Regions from separate parts of the Homo sapiens genome. Here all the other regions are linked to region 2. The links are chromatin loops, found by intact Hi-C in ENCODE. Cell type or tissue: heart left ventricle. All regions are shown on one strand. Links, peaks and the distances in the headings refer to the core of each region. The heading gives the core; the rest is flanking DNA.

Region 1 (8,589 bases), core at 2,535-5,034, 86 kb before region 2:
CGATTTGATTCAACAAAAGGAAAGAATACAGTGGCTATCTGTGGCTCAAGGGAAGCCAGTTGCCTCTGTTGCAGCTACTTCTGCCTCATGCTGGATGAAGGGAGGACTTACCAGGGCAATTACTGTTTTCCTTTCTTGTATCCATTCTGCTTCCCTCCCAGGTTCCTGTTCCACTGGCTTCCAGCAGCAGCAGGTCAGCAGCTGCTCCAAGTAGTTCATCAGCTCAGTCAGGCCCAGAACTGGGGCTGTCACTGGGGCCCCGCCTGCCATCTGCTTCCTCCAAGCTGAGAGTAGGAGAGGAAAACTGGTCCCTACTCCTCAGGGGCAGAATCCACATGCCTGTCATCTGGCACTACAGAACAAATCAGGGACTCCAAAGAATGAATGACTTCAAAATTTTCTACCAGCCTTAACTGAATCTCATAGATATAGGGAGTGACAGACAGCTGGTAAAGGTGTAAAGAAAGTAGAACATATTTGGCAGACAAGCAGTAGTTAACGGGTCTACCGCTAATTTGATGCTCCTGTGGACACACACTACTTTTCTGCCCACAGTTTCCAGAAAATGAGTAGGTTGGACTAGATGATCTCAAAGAACCCCCAGCTCTAGGATTGTTAAATTACAGAACTGGAAGGAATCTGATCGGTCAGTTATACTTCAAATAGTCTAATTTTTTTTTTTTCTTGAAAGCCTTCACTGTTGGTAACAGCACCATGTCTATTCTAGATCCACTATGAGAGCTCCAGCATATCTGCTCTGGCATGCTCCCTGATGGGCATGCCCATTTACATACAGTTTTTTTGTAATTAAAAATGATTTTTTTTGTAATTAAAAATTGCATTGAGATAATGGTAGATTCACATTCATTTCTAAGAAATAATATATTTGGGCCAGGTGCGGTGGCTCATGCCTGTAATCCCAGCACTTTGGGAGGCTGGGGCAGGTGGATCACCTGAGGTCAGGAGCTCGAGACCAGCCTGACCAACATGGTGAAACCCCATCCCTACTAAAAATGCAAAAATTAGCCAGGCATGGTGGTGCACGCCTGTAATCCCAGCTACTCAGGAGGCTGAGGCAGGAGAATTCCCTGAACCTGGGAGGTGGAGGTTGCAGTGAACTGAGATTGTGCCATTGCACTCCAGGCTGGGCAACAAGAGCAAAACTCCGTCTTGGGAAAAAAAAAATACACACACACACACACATATATATATTTGGCCTAGTTTCCCCCAATGACAACATTTGCAAAACCTTAATATGATATCATAACTAGGATATTGACATTGATACAATTTACCTATCTTATTCAGATTTTCCCAGTTTTACTTGTACTCATTTGTGTGTATATTAAGTTCTAGATAATTTTATCACCTGTACTACCATACTCAAGATGTTTAACAGTTCCAAATTCACAAGGATCCCTTGTGTTGCCCTTTTATATCATACCTGCTTTCTTTCCACCTTACTTCATTCCCCAACTTGATGGATTTTTCCAAATCTTTTTATTTGGAAATAAGTTCAAACTTACAGAAATGTTCAAGTACACTCTATATGCTGATTCACTGATAATATGCACCTTACCTTTATTGCCCACTTGGCTTTATCATTTTTTCCTATCAAGATTTTTTTTCCCCTGAATCATTTGAAGGTAAGCTGCATACATTATGACCTTTACCCTTTCAAGATACTTTAGTGTGTATTTCCCAAGAATTAGATATTCTTGTACATAATTACAGTGGAAGTTATCAACATCAGTACATTTAACATTGATCCAATACTTTAATCTCTTACATGGATTCTGATTTTGTCAGCTGGAATGTCCGTGATGTATTTCCCCTCCTCTAGCACAGGATGCAGTCTAGGATCAGGCATGGCATTTAGCTGCCCTGACTCTTTTGCACCCTTTAATCTGGAACATTTCCCAAGCTTTCTTTTGATTTTAATGACCTTGACATTTTTGAATAATACAGACCCTTCCTCTTTTTAATAGATGTTCCTCATTTTGGGTTTGTCCGATGTTTCACTATCATGATTCAGGTTATGCATTGTCCCCAGGAATACTGCATAGCTGATGTGGACATGATATCCATCTGCTCTCATTGGTGATGTAAATTTTGATCACCTGGTTAAGATGCTGTCTGCCTGCCTCTTTGTATAGTTACTATTTCCGCTTTTGCTACTAACAGGTCTAAACCATCTATGGGGAGACACATCAACCCAGACAAATATCTGCCAGCCAGTAACAGCCCCCTAGAGTAAGCATTCATGGATGATTCTTGCCTGAGCCAATCTTCACTATACACTTGATGATCTCTTCAAGTCAAGTCTATGCCAGTATGAGAAATCAGGTTTTGCAGGGTTTAGTTTCCTTACACCTTTGGTTCTGGTCTGAGTCTTCTTCAAGTCCTCCCAATGTCCTCTATGACCCCTGGGTTGAAAAGAAGTAGACTCAGTAGCCTCAACTGGAAATGAGATCATGTGGGTTGTTCCCTGTTAAACCGTCCACAAGTGATTTGCATAATAGAGTGGCCTGTGAGCTCTTACTTCCTGGATCGGTTCCTGATCCCCTCTCTGCTGTCCGCCAGCCCCCTGCCTGTCACCCTTTGGTGGCATCTTAGTCCAACAGCCAGTTCCATCCCCTCCAGCCTTCCCCCCGTCCCCGGCTCCATCCTCCCTCCATTTAAGCCTAAGGGCGGCTTTGCTAGGAGACAGCCCGCCCTGCAGGAACAGAACGCCTGGACTTCCACTGTGTTCACGACAATCAGCGCCCCGGGCCGCGGGGGTCCCATCCTTCTCTTAGACTGACTCTGGAAGGACCCCGAGAAGTGCTAGAAGTAAATAAGCGCTCGGGGAGGGATGTGATCAGCTTTTCCGGATCCAGGTCTTTACCGGATACTTCTCTGTGCCCCACGGCGTGGGTAAAAGTGCAGGGGCAGCCGCGGGCGAGGAAGGCGGGGCGCGGCTCCAGGCGACTAGGACGTGGCCGGCGGGCATCCTGGAGGGCGGCCCGCAGGTGGCGGCGCGGGGCGGCGGGCGGGGCTGGGAAGGGGGAGGGCTCGGCGCGCGTCGGGCGGTGACGGCAGCGCGGAGGGGAGGTGCAAGCCGCCCGCTCGCGGGGGAGCCATGGCGAGAGGCCGCGCGGCGGCGCCCGCAACAGTGCCCGCGTCCGCAGCAGCGCCCCCGCCCGCCGCCCCGGGGCCCACCCGGCCGCCGCCCCCGCGCGCCCCGAGCCCTTGACGCCCGCGCGCCTCAAGCGAGGCGTCCCCCAGAGTGGGGCCGCGCGCGGGAGAGCCGGAGCGCAGCCTTAGCGTCCCCGAGAGTCTCGAACGCCCCGACGACCCCCGCGTCTCGGAACCCCGGACTCCGAGCCCAGGAGCGCCAGAGCGGCAGGCGGGCAGCAGGAGGCGGCGGCGCCAGAGCGGAGCCCCCGCGAGTGCCCCCGTGCCGCCCGGCCGGCTGCAGCGGAGGGAACCGAAGCCGCCGGGCGGCCGGGGCCGGGCCGAGAACGACGCGGAGGAAGCCCCCACCGAGGCCCCCCGGCACCGCGCCTGCTGCCGGGTTGCGCTCCGTGCACCTCTTGCGGGTAAGCCAGGGGTCCGCTCACCCGCGCCGCCTGCGCCTCGGGCCCAGGGGCTGGGGAAGGACACGGGTGTTCTGGGAGTGTCCGCGTGAGATAGTGGCGGCGTGAGAGGCCGGGCGCCGGGACCCTGCGGGGACAGCCCTCCTAATGCACCGGCCGCACCTGCAGGAGGCCCTCGGAGCCCGGAAAAGTGCCCCTAGGGCATCGTGTCGGCCACGCCGCGTGGCCTGGATTCCGCGCTCCGGCACTCCGAGGTGACAGTGAGGCGACCTTCAAAGAGCCTGGAGCTGAGCGCGGGCAGCACCCCGATTCCCACTCACCCGCAAAACTTGATGAAAATGACATCATCTGAGCGTGTCAGAGAGCAGAGAGCCTTTAGAGCCCTCCTTTGCATCCTTGAGAGTTAACAAGTTTACTTTGTCACTTTCTTGACCTGATTTTTAAAGTTCTTTTCTAGTCTCCAAGGTCAAGCTCTTGCAGGTAAAAACAAATGTAATGAACTGTATCGTTTCTTCTTTTGTAAAGTTGTGTTTCAGGAAAGATGTTAAAAGTCGGCCTGCTCTTGAGGCTGGTGCTGGGTGCCCCTTCCGCTTTAAGCTTGCCTGTTTTAGAACCCGTGGCTGCACTTGTTCAGACACTGAAATTAGCGTCCGCTTTGAGAGCCTTCAGAGTATTCGTCGTTGGACCGCTGATTTTTTTTTTTTTCTGATATGCTTCACTGGAACTTTATTTGCTTCAAAAGTGTAAACGTTGTCAATACTGTCTGTGAGTGTGTATTCGGGACTGGTAACCTTTTCTGGAGGGTCTTTTGTTTATCTGGAAGGAGAGTGGAGGTTACCATAGGGAAACGGTCTAGTTCCAGGGTCCTTTCCAATTTCCAACTACAAGAGCAGCGAAGAGGAAGGTGCTCAGACTAAGCTCTGATTAGCCCTGGAGCCAGTCTGCACTGGGGAGGGTCTCCCCAGATTGAGTGAAGGGACAACAGGCTGGGAGCTTGACTGGTAGGTTTGGAGAGTTGGACCTGGAGTGACAGATGGCGCCTTCCCCTCTGTCTCTCGGTTTGGAATGGTCATACTCGGTTGCTCTTTGATCTTGGACCTCAGCTTTGTCACAGAGGTTCCCAGCCCAGTGTAGCCTAAGCCAGCTGGAAAGCTGAGCCCGGCTCTGGGGGATGCTGAATCGGTTTAAAGCCCTTGTCTCAGGGCTGCGAGTTTGGCAACAGTTGGGTTTCAGCTTGGCCCCAGCACCAGCCGTTTCCTGTTTGATGCCCCAGGGACCAGTTTCCCATCCCCAGCGCTCGCTTGAGGGTGTCTCCACTCTGGCTGTGTTGCTTCTCCTTCTCTGTGGTCTTGGAGTGGGAAACCTGGACTGAAATTCCAACTCCTCTCTATTGGCTGTGTGACCTTACTTAACCTCTCTGTCCTGCTCTCCCCTCTCTGGGAGACAATGTTTTAAATGGAGGTGTCTGTAAAAGTTTGACTGAATGACATGGGAGCGTTTTCAGGTCTCCTTCCAACATGATTGGGTTTGTAATTTGGTAAGCTTTTTGAGCCCCAACAGGGATAATAAAGCATATAATAGTAATTATTGTTTTATAGGTTTATTATGAGGGTCAAATCAGGTAATATAAAAGAGCTTTGGGCCGGGCATGGTGACTTGTGCGTGTATTCCCAGCATTTTGGGAGGCTGAGGCAGGTGGATCACTTAAGGTCAGGAGTTCGAGACCAGCCTGGCCAACATGGTGAAACCCCGTCTCTACTAAAAATACAAAAATTAGCTGGGCATGATGATGGGCACCTGTAATCCCAGCTACTAAGGAGGGTGAGTCAGGAGAATAGCTTGAATCCGGGAGGCAGAGGTTTCATTGAGCCAAGATCCCGCCACTGCACTTCAGCCAGGGCGACAGAGCAAGACCCCATCTCAAAAACAAAAACAAAAACAAAAAACATAAAAATAAAAGGGCTTTCAAAAATAATAGAGCACTATTCACATTGAATGGAGTTCTTAAACTTTCACTTTCCAAACTAACAACACCTTAAGGTTTGCCATCTTAAGTGGACTTTGTTCCTGTCATTGCATTCTGGTTTTTTGTTTTTTTTTTTCTTTTTGAGTCAGAGTGTCGCTCTGTCATCGAGGCTAGAGTGCAGTGGTGCGATCTTGGCTCACTGCGGCCTCCACCTCACAGGTTCAAGTGATTCTTTGGCCTCAGCCTCCCGAGTAGCTGGGATTGCAGGCACCTGCCACCACGCCCAGCTAATTTTTGTATTTTTAGTAGAGACGGGGTTTCACCACTTTGGCCAGGCTGGTCTCAAACTCTTGACCTCGAGTGATCTGCTGGCCATGACCTCCCAAAGTGCTGGGATTATAGGCGCAAGCCACCACTCCCAGTCCCTGTCGTTGCATTCTGAGTCCCTGCCTCTGACCTTGTATATAGTAGGCCTCTGTAATTGTTTGGTGATTCTTGAATTAACCATCTGGGCTCTCCATCTTGACTTCGTGCTCCCAAGGTAGAGAACAGACCTTGGGCATTCTCCTCTCCGTCAGCTGTCGGAGTTTTTATAGATGCGATTGTTCTGTAGCACCATATAGCTCATAAGAGAGCCAAGGAGAGTAAGCAGATAGGTGGCCAGTTTTTCTGCAAGGGACAGTTCTTTTTTTACCCTTTGGGGCTCAAGTAAGAAAGGCATTGGAGGGCGAACAGTCATTTAAACTCACTGAGAGTTGCAGATATTCAGTAAAGCCTTTTGTGCATGCCAGAGCTTAATACTGTATGGTCGGGAAGTTTGATAAACTTTAAAGTACCATGACCAGCCTCTTCACATATATGATTCTGTGACCCTTGGTTTTGAAAATGGACTCTGACCACTGGCTGCGGTGGCTCACACCTGTAATCCTAGCACTTTGGGAGGCCAAGGCAGGTGGATTGCCTGAGCTCAGGAGTTCGAGACCAGCCTGGGCAACATGGTGAAACCCCGTCTCTACTAAAACACAAAAAAAGTAGCCGGGCGTGGCAGCATGCGTGTGTAATCCCAGCGACGTGGGAGGCTGAGGTAGGAGAATTGCTTGAACCCAGGAGGTGGAGGTTGCAGTGAGCCAAGATTGTGCCATTGCACTCCTGCCTGGGCGACAGAGTGAGACTCTGTCTCAAAAACAAAACAAAACAAAAGAAAATGGACTCAGATTTATTTAACTCATCTATATTTGGCATGCACTGTGATTTTTGTAGGGAAAGACAAGAGGATGTTCTTTTTAAAAGATGGAGATAGAACCCAAGGGCTTATGTGGGTTCTTAGGTTTTATTTTATTCTTGGACAGAGATACACTGTTGTTAGACAGAGATACACTGTTGAATGAATGGGTCTTCTGGCTTCTCACCTCCTTTTCCCCCCTTCTTTTCAAACAAATGTTCCCTATTCTGACTTGTCTTCTTAGATGTATCTAAGTGGAGGCCACTTGCAGTGTTGAAAAGTGCAAATTTTAGTGAAGAGACAGTAAATAATTGCATATGTGTAAAACTGGATGTCTCCTGAGTTACACAGAATACCAATGATGTTGAGCTGCTTAAAGGCTATGATAGGCATTTTATGAAAGGCTGTGTAGTATGATTCATTATAGTGAGAAATTTATTTAATTATTATTGTTAATAGTGCACCTGAGGTGAAACAGGGTGGAATGGGGTGGGAGGGGAGCTCTTGAAATCCTTGTTTGGACTTAATTTTTTTGTTTTCAAAATTTATTATTTTTATTTTACAGTGCTGTTCCTTGCAGAGCAGGGCTAACTCATAGGCAGTGTGCCTGTAGGCAGCCTGTTTGGACTTCCTTAAACACTTTTTTTTTCTTAAATAGAGACAGGTTCTTGCTATGTAACAGGTGAAGCTGGGAATAGCCCTTCCTAGAATGCTGAGGTGGGAGGATCACTTGAGCCCAGGAGTTCGAGACCAGCCTGGGCAACATAGTGAGACCTCATTGTTACAAAAAAAAAAAAAAAAAAGACAAAAGAAAAATTAGTCAGGTGTGGTGATGTGCACCTGTAGTTCCAGCTACTAGGGAGGCTGAGGTGGGAGAATCTCTTGAGCCCAAGAGATTGAGGCTGCAGTGAGCCATTATTGCACCATTGTACTCTAGCCTAGGTGACAGAGCGAGACCCCATCTAAAAAAAAAAAAAAATATTGCTGTCTGAGTCAAAAAGTGCTCTTAAGGAAAATGTACCTTGTTTTCCCTGAGGTTCTGGGGAATCCCCAGCATAAGCACATGTACCCCAGTTTGGGAATCGTGGAGCTGGATTATTTCTAGGGTCTCCTCTAGTTCCAGGACATTCAACAGGAGAGGATAGTCTATCCAGAGGAAGTGGATTTTGTACTAACATCCGACAAGGATGCTCCATCACAGTATAAATTATCCACATTTGAATGTTAAATAAGACCATGCTGTGGGTACTCAGGTGACTTTAAAAATCTTTTTTTTCTTTTAAGAAGTAGGAGAAAATAACTGTGAACATGTGGACTAAGTGGCTTGACATTTTCGAAAAGTATCTCTTTAGCATACTATTCAGAGCACTTATTGCATTCCTCCTTAATGACTAGAATTAGTTACTAGATAACATGATTATGTTGATTAAAAGATGTCACCGTCTACTAATTTATGTTGATACAGATGAACTATTAGCAAATCCTATCTTCCGTTACATAGATGCAGGTTGATTTATGTCACTTAAAATGCATATTAATGGCTGAGTGTGGTGGCTTACGCCTATAATCCCAGCACTTTGGGAGGTGGAGGCAGGTGGATTGCGAGGTCATGAGATCGAGACCATCCTGGCCAACATGGTGAAACCCCGTCTCTATTAAAAATACAAAAATTAGCTGGGCGTGCTGGTGGACGCCTGTAATCCCAGCTACTCGGGAGGCTGAGGAAGGAGAATGGCTTGAACCCGGGAAGTGGAGGTTGCATTGAGCCAAGATCGCACTACTGCACTCCAGCCTGGCAACAGAGTATTAAAAAAGAAAAAGAA
Region 2 (2,500 bases), core at 1-2,500:
GGGTTTTGCTGTATGGGTGCCGTGAAAGTCCCACGAGAGTGAGGGAGGCCGAGCCTTAGGCACCAGCGTTGCTGGAGCCAAAGGGCTGGGGGATTCCAGCTGGACAGGAAGTGGGCGGTAGAGGCCATGCAGAGGAATTGAGGGGCTGGGGGTCTCCATGGAATAGCGGGGATAACTGAGGGAGAGCTGTGGGGGAAGGGGGTTGCAGTCAGGGAGGGGGTATCTAAATTCCAGATTTCAGAGGTGGCCCGGGTGTGGCTGGCAGAAGTGGCATGTGATAGGAGGGCCGTGGAGGTCCCAGACTTGAGAGCTGGGGAGTCAGGTGGTGTCAGGTGTAGGGGTGGCAGTGGCAGCCTGGATGAGTGGCTGCACTCGGTGGAGAGGACGGCCGCCAACCTCTACCGGGGCGGAGTTGCTGATGGGTGGACGAGTGGGCATAGGCGGGGGTAACCCAGCTGGATGGCCTGAGTCTCAAGCGAGCAAGGATTTTTAAAGGCAAATGGGAGGAAATGAGAGGGGGAGGTGGCCCAAGGAGCCAGAGGATGCTGGCACCAACTCCAGACCTGAGTGCGGCAGCTCAGAGCAAGACCCTAATCTTGACCTTCCAGGAGGTTTAAACCCTAGTTTGATTTTGACCTAGATGATGGAACGTTTGCGTGGTACGAACTGAACCTTCTTAGTGGGAGAGATGGAAATGGTTGGAAAGACGATGGTGAGCTAAGCCTGTGGGCAGGGGCCCCTCCTTCAAACCCCAGCCACGCAGAGAGGGAGAGTCATGCTGAGGGGCTCTGACGTTCTTCTCTTAGTAGGAATTCTGTTCACTTTCCCAAACCAACATGTTCGGTTTCAGCTTATCTCATAAATATAATTATGCTCTTTTGTTCAGCTTTGAAAAATCCTGACCGTAGACCATTCAGGTTGTCATACCTTCAGGTTTGAACTCATTGCCCAGTGCTATTTTAACTGTTGTTTCTCCCTATTTATGTGAGTAGAAATGAGAAGGGGCAAAGCTGACTTTGTGACAGGGCCTGGAAGTTTTCTGTGCCCAGTGTCTCTTCCTTTGCCTTTAATTTGAATTCAGGCTGCCTGGGATGTGTGGTAAAGAATGGGCCTGTCCAGGTGAGGATGCAGCACCATCTAGTGGGCCAGAGATGCACTAGCAACAGGAGACAGGTTTTTGCAACTTTTGGAATGGATTGAAGGAAAGGGGAGTTAATCGTAGGCAGAGACTGCCAGGGTTAGGACCAGTGGCTCACACCTGTAATTCCAGCACTTTGGGAGGCCGAGGCAGGAGAATCGCTTCAGCCAAGGAATTTGAAGCCAGCCACTATGAAGGCAACATAGTGAGACTCCCATCTCTACAAAAAATACAAAGCTTAGCCAGTGTGGTGGTGCATGCCCTGTAGTCCCAGCTACTTGGGAGGCTGAGGTGGGAGGATCACTTGAGCCCAGGGTGTAGAGGCCACAGTGCGCCATGATTGTGCCACTGCACTCCAGCCTGGATGACAGAGCAAGAGACCTTGTCTTTCTTAAATAAAAAAATGGTGACAGGTGAGGCAGGTAACTTAGTTGTGTAGAAGAAAAGAAATCTTCTCCCATCTCATCTTTTCTCCTGCCTTGTTCCATCTACCTTTATTCTCTTCCCATCCACTCTGTTTACTGGAACTAATTCCAGAAGTAGTTTTTGTAAGGGACGGTGTCATTATAGCCAAGTGTGGCCATGTTTTTCTTGTGTAGACTCATGTAAGGAGATTCTGATGGGGGTGTAATTTCATTCCCATGTAGTGAACTTTATTCGAGCTGTCAGTGATTGTACTTTACAAGACTTTATTTATTTATTTTGAGACAGAGTTTTGTTCTTGTTGCCCAGGCTGGAGTGCAATGGCACAGTCTCGGTTCACTGCAACCTCTGTCTACTGGGTTCAAGTGATTCTCCTGCCTCAGCCTCCCCAGTAGCTGGGATTACAGGCACCTGCCACCACACCTGGCTAATTTTTTTGTATATTTAGTAGAGACAGGGTTTCACCATATTGGCCAGGCTGTCTCGAACTCCTGACCTCAGGTGATCCACCCGCCTCAGCCTCCCAAAGTGCTGGGATTACAGGCGTGAGCCACCACGCCTGGCCAACTTTACAGGACTTTAAATTAGCTGTGTGTTAGTCAAGTGTTGCTGTAGGAGTGCTAACAGCCTCCAAATCCTAGTGGTTCCTACAACATTTATTTCTTGCTCACAGACATGGGTCATCTGAGGATTGGCTTTGTTTGTCTCTTATTTGGGGATTTGGGCCACAAAGTTGGGACCTACCTAAGGACATGTTCTCCTCTGGGCAGAGGACAAGAGCTCAAGAGGACAGACCCAACCACGCCACACAGGCATGCTTAGAGCCTCCCACTGGACATGGAGTTATGCCGGCCACAGCGAATCATGTGGCCCAGCCTGAAGTCACAGAGTTGTGAAATATTTTGCCCATATTGGGCAAATAGTGAACCATAGCAAGAG
Region 3 (8,589 bases), core at 2,421-4,920, 340 kb after region 2:
TTCTTCCTCAGCCCCAACAGCAAAGACTTCCAGCAGGGAAGGGTTGATACAGCAGGGATGGGAGAAGAAGGGAGTCAAAATCTTGGCTTGGCTTTTGAATTTGGAAAGTCAACTTTGAGTTGTAAGAACCCAAAGGAAATTTACAGGTAACCTAGAAACTTCCAAGGCCTGAGATATAGATCAGGGCTAGTTTTGCCTGCTTCAGAAGAGAGGAAGTTTCTCAGGGCAGAGGTGGGGAGAGAATGATAAGGGGCAGCAAGAGAGAAAGAAAATAGGAGCTTCCCTGAAAATGGCCCTGCTCCCCAACCCACCCACCTGTCACCAATAGGGGATGAAGAATACAGCAGAGACCTCAGATGGGTGCAGAGTGGGGTGGGGGATCCTAGGGACCATGCCTAGAGCTGCCAGATAAAATGCAATGTTTGGGGCTGGGCAGGGTGGCTCACGCATGTATTCCCAGCAGTTTGGGAGGCTGAGGCAGATGGATCACTTGAGGTCAGGAGCTTGAGACCAGCCTGGCCAACATGGTGAAACGCCCCCTCTACTGAAAATACAAAAATTAGCTGGGCATTGTGGTGCATGCTTGTAATCCCAGCTACTTGGGAAGCTGAGGCAGGAGGATCGCTTGAACCTGGGAGGTGGAGGTTTCAGTTTGCCAAGATTTTGCCACTGCACTCCAGCCTGGGTGACAGAGCAAAACTCCGTCTCAAAAAAAAAAAAAAAAAAGCAATATTTGGGACATACTTACAATAAAAAACTACTTATCGTTTACCTGAAATTCAAATTTAACCGGGTGATATGTATTTTTATTTGCTAAATCTGGCATCCCGATTTGCACCTCCTTTCTAGGGGAAACCTAAAGAGCCTCCTCACCCCAGCAGGTGAGGAAGACAAAGACAAAGAAGCGATGCTGGGGAGAGAAACCATGGGGTGCCTGGCGGAGCCTGCAACAGGAGAAGGAAAAGCTCTGCCTCCGAGGAAGCATGAGACTCCACTTCTGGGTGAGGGCTTAGAAGTCGAAATGAGGAGGACGCAGTTGCCACCTGCAGGGAGCATTCCATGGGCGTCAGAGGGGTGACAGTTTCATCAGACAACACCAGTAGGGATTGATAGGGTCATGCAGACAAGATTGCACATGCATGCACACACACCATGTGCCTCCACACAAAAACAATAAAAGTCCATACTTACTGAGCACTTGCTATCCCAGGAACTGTTCACAGAACTTGATGCTTACTATTTTCTAAGTGCATTATATTCTCTTCTGTCAGCTCTTCTAATCCTTGCAACAGTCCTATGAGGTAGGCATTTTTATCTCCATTTTCCTCATGAGGGAACAGAAGCAAAGAAGTCATGTGAGTATCCCAGACTCACCTAGTTGGCAGGTGGCAAAACTGGAGTGTGAGCCCAGCAGTTTGGTTCCTGAATCTGTACCCTTAAACTTCCGTACTCTGCAATCTGTATCACTTGGGGTTGAGTGTGACCGCAAGTAACCAAAAACCCCAATTCACAGTGGCCAAAACACAGAATTTTATTTTATTTTGTTAAACAACAACAACAAAATTCCAGAGGCAGGCAGGTCAGGACTGTTGTAACAGTTCCATAAAGCTCCTTCTGGAATTCCCTCTGCGTTCACTGCAGGTGACTTTCAAACTTGTGGTCCAAGAGGGCTGCTGGAGCCTCAGCCATTATATATGTGTTCCAAGCAGCAAGAGGGAGGAAGGAGGAAAAAGAGCAGTTCTTTCCCTCTTCTGGAAAGTCACATATGCCATCTCTTAGTGACACAGTCTCATCTTGCTGCAAGAGAAGCTGGAGTAAGTAATCACTTGGCTGATTGGCAGTGTGCCCAGCTACAATCAGGAATAAAAGAAGAAAATGACTGTTGAGAATTGATAACATTCCCTGTTACACAGCCTCTGGAATTTTAAAGTCCCTGGAATTATAGGTCTGTAGTAGATTTTACCGCTGCCCAAATCTCTCCCCCAGCTCACCATGGATGGAGCCAACAAAGTAGGGTGTGCGGCATCTTAAGGTATCTGCAAAGGGCTGAGGAGGCTGGAGGCTGAGATACAGAGAAGTTCCCAGGAATCTGCCCCCAATTCCTCTACCTCCCATTTTGAAGCAAATCACTGTTCTGATTTCTATCACGATAGGTTAGTTTGCATTTTCTAGAGCTTCATATAAATGGGATCATAGAGCATAACCTCTTTTGTGTCTGGGTTCTCTCATTCAGCATTATGTCTGTGAGATTCATTCCTGTGGGGTGCATCAGTCATTCATTTCTTCTTATTGCTGTGAGGTGTATTCCATTACAGGAATACACCATAATTTGTCCATTCATCTGTTGAGGGACACCTAGTGTGTTTCCAGTCTTGAACTATTATGAATAAAATCTCACGAATATTTTTGCACAATACTGGATGCGGATATTGCTTTTCACTGCTGTTGATTAAATGCCTAGGAGGATAATTATAGGACAGATCGACCTAAGTTATAAGGCAAGTAAACACTTAACTTTTTACGTAACTGTCAAGTAATTTTCTGAAGTGGTTGTAGCATTTCACACTCCTCCAGGCGGTCTATGAGTGTTCCAGTTGCTCCACATGGTGAGTTCTCAGAGGAGTCCCAAGGGCTGGCACCATATCCTTACCTGGGCCTTGAGGGCCTGGTCCTGGCTAGGTCAGCACATGGAGCTCCAGCCTGGGAGGCTGTGGCAGCGTCTCCTGCAGGGCAACCACAGCAATGCATGGGCTGAGGGATTCCAGAGCAGGAGCCCGCTGCAGCAGCCTTGTGATGTGAGGGCAGTGCAAGGCAAAGACATTGCCAGTACCATGGAGATGGTGAGCCCACCACAGCGAGTGCTCAGGAGTCTCCTGCCATCATTGGCATCAGCAGTAGTCTGCCAGGAATGCAGGAACACATCAAGATGTGTGAAGGGGGATTAGGCGATGCATTTTGGACACTCAGGATGGGCACCAAAGGGAAGTAATGGCCCCAGAAGAGTGCCAGCAATGCCTCCCTCGCAAATCCCCACATATTCTAAGCAGCCAGGCTGCAGGACTGCTTCTCATTTGGAGTGGAAGTAATTTGCAAGAGTGGTGGGAGCTGTTTCTCCCAGCTGCAGAAAATATTAACGTCTTGTGGAAGACTCTTTCAGCAGAATCTTAGGTCCATGGGTCACGAAGTCTGGAAAGTTGACAAGGCTTTGGGGTGGTGTGATGAAGAAGCATCTCTCTTTGTATTTTTTCTGATTTTGCTGTCTTCCTTCTTCATCAGAAAACACGTACTCTGCCATGGGCTGTAGCTAGTGACAGCAACATGGGAGCCGACCAAAACACCCCCTGGTGTTAGATGTGGTATAGCCAAGCAGTTATACAAGAGAGCTCTGAAGCCGACTTACTGGGTTCAAATCCCAGCTCTGCCTTACATTATCTGCATGATGTTGGACAAGTTGCTGAGCCTCTATGTGCCTCAGTTTCCCCACCTAGAAAATGAGGATAACAGGGTATGTTTTGCAGGCTTTTCTGAGGAATAAATGAATTAATAGATGTAAAGATCTTACAGCAAGCCTAAACCTAAACATAACAAGCCTCAGTAAATTATGATTCTGGAAGATTGAAGCTTAGCTTGAAAGCTGCTACAATGACACAATTAGTTCTGACAACTACACAAATTTATCAGTATAGAGGAAGAATCTCAGGCACAAATCCAGCCCTTTACCCAAGGCCTACAACCACTAAGTGACAAAGCAGTAATTCCCATTTTACTGGGTAGCTCCAAAGCTTGGGCTCCATTCCTCATGCTCCTCTCCTTTTATTACACGGATTGCCTAAAGCCTTAGGAACGTGGCGCCACTGCCACCTACTGGTGATGCTGCCACATGGCCCATGGCTGGGGCTCTCACTGAAGCCAATGGGACAGAGATGGAAAGGGTGTGCTCAGAACAGAGGACTGCCACAGGGCAGCCTGATCAGTGGAATGCGACAGGGTCCCAAAGGCTCTCTGGAAACCTTGTACCCAGAGGGCTTGGATTCTAATCTGAATCTGATCGCGGGATCAATCTCTCCTTCAAATAAAGGCACTTTGAGATCAATGTTGGCCAAGGTTTGTATGTGTTGCTAACACATTGTAAATCAAAAAATATCTGATATAGTTTGGCTCTGTATCCTCACCCAAATCTCATCTCTAACCGTAATCCCCATATGTCAAGGGAGGGACCTAGTGGGAAGCGATTGGATCATGGGAACAGATTTTCCCTGTGCTGTTCTCGTGATAGTGAGTTCTCATGAGATCTAATGGTTTAAAACTGTGGTACTTCCCCCTTCTCTCTCTCTCTCCTGCCACCTTGTGAAGAAGGTGCTTGCTTCTCCTTCTTCTACCATGATTGTAAGTATCTTGAGGCCTCCTCAGCCATGAGGAACTGTAAGTCAATTAAACCTCATTTATTTATGAATTACCCAGTCTCCAGTAGTCCTTTATAGCAGCATGAAAACAAACTAATACAGAAAATTGGTACCGGAAGTAGGGTTGGAGCCCCCACACAAAGCCCTCACTGGGGCACTGCCCAGTGGAACTGTGAGAAGAGGGCCACCGTCCTCCAGACCCCAGAATGGTAGATCCACCAACAGCTTGGACCATGCCCTTGGAAAAGCCACAGGCACTCAAAACCAGCCCGCAAAAGCAGCCACAGGGGCTGTATCCTGCAGAGCCACAGAGGCAAAGCTGTCCAAAACCTTGGGAACCCACCCCTTGCCTCAGCGTGTCCTGGATGTGGAACATGGAGTCAAAGGAGATTATTTTGGAGTGTTAAGATTTAATGAGGCCAGTGCAGTGGCTCACGTCTGTAATCCCAGCACTTTGGGAGGCTGAGGTGGGCAGATCACTTAAGGCCAGGAGTTCAAAACCAGCCTGGCCAACATGGAGACACCGTTTCTACTAAAAATACAAAAATTAGCCGGTGTGGTGGTGCCCACCTGTAATCCCAACTACTCGAGTGGGTGGCTGAGGCATGAGAATCTGGGAGGCAGAGGTTGCAATGAGCCGAGATCATGTTACTGCATTCCAGCTTGGGTGACAGTGTGAGACTGTCTCTCTCTCTCTCTCTCTCTCTCTCTCTCTCACACACACACACACACACACACACACACACACATACACACACAGAGATTTAATGAGTGCCCTACCAGGTTTTAGACTTGCATGGGGTCTGTGGCCCCTAAGTTTTGGCCAATTTATTCCATTTGGAACAGGAACATTTACCCAATGCCTGTACCTCCATTGTATCTTGGAAGTAACTAACTTTGTTTTTATTTTATAGGCTCATAAGCAGAAGGGACTTGCTTTGTCTCAGATGAGACTTCGGACTTGAATGTTTGAGTTAGTGCTGGAATGAGTTAAGACTTTGGGTGACTATTGGGAAGGTATGATTGGTTTTGAAATGTGAGAGGGAGGTAAGACTGGGGAGGGACCATGGGCAGAATGATATGGTTTGGCTCTGTATTCCCACCCAAATCTCATCTCAAATTGTAAGCCTCATGTGTCAGGGGAGGGACCAGGTGATTGGATCACGGGGACAGATTTTCTCCATGCTGTTCTTGTGATAGTGAGTGAGTTCTCACAAGATCTGATTGTTTAAAAGTGTGCTGCCTCCCCCTTCTCCCTCTCTCCTGCCATCTTGTGAAGAAGGTGCCTGCTTCTCCTTTGCCTTCTGCCATGATTGCAAGTTTCCTGAGGCCTCCCCAGCCATGTGGAACTGTGAGTCAATTAAACCTCTTTCATTTATAAATTACCCCGTCTCAGGCAGTTTTTAATAGCAGTGTGAAAATGGACTCATATAGTATCTGAGACAGGTCTCAATCAATTTAGAGGTTTACTTTGCCAAGGTTAAGGACCATGGCCCGTGACACAACCTCAGGAGGTCCTGAGAACCTGTGCCCAAGGTGGTTGGGTTACACTTCGGTTTTATTACATTTTAGGGAGACAGAAGTTACAGGCAAGGCATAAATCAGAACATGGAAAGTATACATTGGTTCAGCCCAGAAAGCCAGACATCTTGAAGCAGGGGGCTTCCAGGTCATAGGTGGATTTGAAGATTTCTTGAGGTTAGATAAGGGAGGTTGTGAAAACCAAGGTTCTTATCATGTAGATGATGCTACCAGGTAGCAGGCTTCAGAGAGAATAGATAGCAAATGTCTCTTATCAGACCTTAAAAGGTGTCAGACTCTGGAAAAGACCTGGTAAGGGAAAGAGATTCTCTACAGAATGCAAATTTCCCCCACAAGAGACTGTTCAGCAGGGCCATTTTAAAACATATCAAAGAAATATATTTTGGGGTAAAATACTTTGCCTACTCTCTGTCATGTGTTACTATACTAGAGTCACATTGGAATGCTGTATCTTACTGCTACAAAGAGTCTGTTTTGCCATTATTAAGATCTCTGTTTTAATGTTAATTCTGGTCAGTTGTGCCTAAATTCCAAAGGGAGGAGGTTATAATGAGGCATGTTCAACCCTACATTCCCATCAAGACCTGAATCAGGGTTTCAGGTTTCTTTGAGATCCCCTTGGCCAAGAAGGGGTCCATTCAGTCCATTGTGGGGCTTAGAATTTTAATTTTGGTTTACAACATCAACGTGTTAGCTATTTACCAGATTACCCAGCTCTTGTGCAAGAGAAAGGTCAAGGAATTGGAACATGGGACAGGTGAGTTTTGATGAGGATGACACAGTTCAGCAGGGCTCAAAGTACAGGGCCTCACCCAGAAGGTCAGCTTTGGATGGGGGCCCTGAGGCGAAAGCCCCTTTTATAATTTTGCCTTTCTCCACGAACTTCCCCACTTGGGTGGAAGAATGGATAAAAACTCTTAATGAGACAGACAAAGCCCTCTGTGCTTTGGGTCTTGCTGATGTGTCCAGCCTCATTCCTCCCAGCCCCACCTCACACTCTAGGACAGTTCAGCACTTTGGGTGGATAGTTGTGACCTGGACTACTTTTTACAAACTCATTTTCTGGGAAATGCCCTTCACCCCCACTACTAAGGCCCCTATAGTACCTACTCCAAAGAACCTTACACATTGTATCCCATGTGAATGGCATCCTATGTGAGTGGCATCCCTGGGTCACAACCCCTTAGACTACAACAGGAATGGTGCCTCTGGGCCTTGTACAACTTGGCAAGATGTCTACTACTACCACTACCATTCACATGAGTGGACATGTGGACCTGGCCTCCAGACCATACATAGATGACAGGTTCAGTGTGAGCTTCAAAATCAAGTGGGCTGATCAGAGTGCTCTCACCCTCGAAATATGAAACTGATGTAAGAGATTCCAAGCTCAGATTGGCTGGAATCTCAAATAAAGGAGGTGTTGGTGGCAGCCCCAAACTGTATGTTGTGAGTGCCCTGGCCAGTACCACCTTTTCAGGGTGGTACACCCATCCCCCAGGTGCTTATTGGCTGCTAACATGTCAAAGCTGCCCCTGCTCTGGAAAATCTCCTACTGCACAGAGCCCACCCCACCCCAAGCCAATAGCCTCAGAGGTACACAAGGGCAGCCCTCAAGGCAGGACAACTCTGCAGCAAATTTACATCCCAAAGGCCCCTCCACCTGGGTCAGGCCACCGTCCTTGCTCAACTCTGCTCCTTCCCTATCCTCCTTCTTCCCTCCATTACAGGCTTCTCCTAAACACACTACCCCAACAGATGACCCAAATCCCTGTTAGGCTCTACCTCTAGGGAATTCACCCAAGGCAGACATATTCTATCACATAAACTAGAAACAAAGGAAGCCAGCCTGTGGGGAGAGAGTGACAAAGTCTCTCTTCTTTTTTATTTTTATTTACTTATTTTTTTTTGACAATTTCTTGCTCTGTCCCCAGGCTGGGCTGCACTGGTGTGATCACAGCTCACTGCAACCTCAACCTCCTGGGCTTAAGCAATACTCCTGCTTCAGCCTCCTTAGTAGCTGGGATCACAGATGCACACCACCAGGCCTGGCTACTTTTTAAATTTTTTATTGTGTAGAGACGAGGACTCACTATGTTGCTCAGGCTGGTCTCAAACTCCTGAACTCAAGGAGATCCTCCCACCTCAGCCTCCCAAAGTGCTGGGATTATAGGCGTGAGCCACCATGCCTGGCTGGGAGTCTCTTCCTGACCAAACTTTAGACAGGCTCCTCTGAGCCCTCTTTTCAACAAGACCTCAACTTTGGCCTTTGAAAAACTGCACACTCTCAGCACAAATACTTTCATCCACCTCCAAGCTATAAGATGTGCAAAAACACTAATATAGTTTCTAATAGCTCAAGACCACATCCATAGGATGACCCTAGACCTCTTAGTGTACTCACCTCAGAAACCTCAATGCTGCCAGAAGAACTTACTGTTTGCTCCAGACAAAACCTAGTAACAGACAGGCCCCTGAACCTCTCCCCACCTCCTCTGAGCAGTTACTTTAGAAAGCTGCTCACAGTTATGAATCCTTTCTCTTCCCCTTTAAAATGTAGATCTTCCACCACCCAGAACTGTCTTCCCAAAGACATGAGAGCCATCTCTTTGAAATGCAAATCTCAGCGCTCTCCCTCTCCCAA

The links. Peaks named below come from ENCODE experiments on the same cell type or tissue, not always from the same donor. Only the 100,000 strongest peaks of a DNase experiment are listed, where the experiment ranks them.
Region 1: a loop joins it to region 2, with 6 times the contacts of the local background. A loop is called at or near these places in 89 of 110 quality-filtered maps.
Region 3: it touches region 2 in a loop (4-fold over the local background); 39 of 110 quality-filtered maps call a loop at or near these places.

What each region holds. Positions count from the first base shown.
Region 1 is chr3:42,010,537-42,019,125 of GRCh38, forward strand. LOC107986077 (a long non-coding RNA gene) reads right to left here and starts at 3,033. Exons shown (of 2, transcript XR_001740668.2): 1 at 2,888-3,033; 2 at 1,482-2,426. It also overlaps a transcript of TRAK1 not described here. RefSeq lists enhancers at 2,716-2,785, 3,766-3,905, 4,299-4,800 and silencers at 2,966-3,085, 3,176-3,245, 3,286-3,445, 3,506-3,575. In heart left ventricle, for the core only: a CTCF peak has its summit at 3,724; DNase peaks (open chromatin) are centred at 2,685, 3,055, 3,705 and 4,805; H3K4me3 peaks cover 2,500 bases; H3K27ac peaks cover 2,500 bases.
Region 2 is chr3:42,098,842-42,101,341 of GRCh38, forward strand. The region is part of intron 1 of TRAK1 (trafficking kinesin protein 1); the gene reads left to right. Among named protein-coding and RNA genes, the nearest start is that of TRAK1, 8.7 kb to the left of the region's middle. RefSeq lists an enhancer at 1-97. In heart left ventricle, for the core only: a CTCF peak has its summit at 1,145 (motif pointing left); DNase peaks (open chromatin) are centred at 380 and 2,390; H3K4me3 peaks cover 439 bases; H3K27ac peaks cover 1,810 bases.
Region 3 is chr3:42,440,155-42,448,743 of GRCh38, forward strand. No RefSeq gene overlaps it. Among named protein-coding and RNA genes, the nearest start is that of LYZL4, 34 kb to the left of the region's middle. In heart left ventricle, for the core only: CTCF peaks have their summits at 3,865 (motif pointing left) and 4,080; a DNase peak (open chromatin) is centred at 3,877.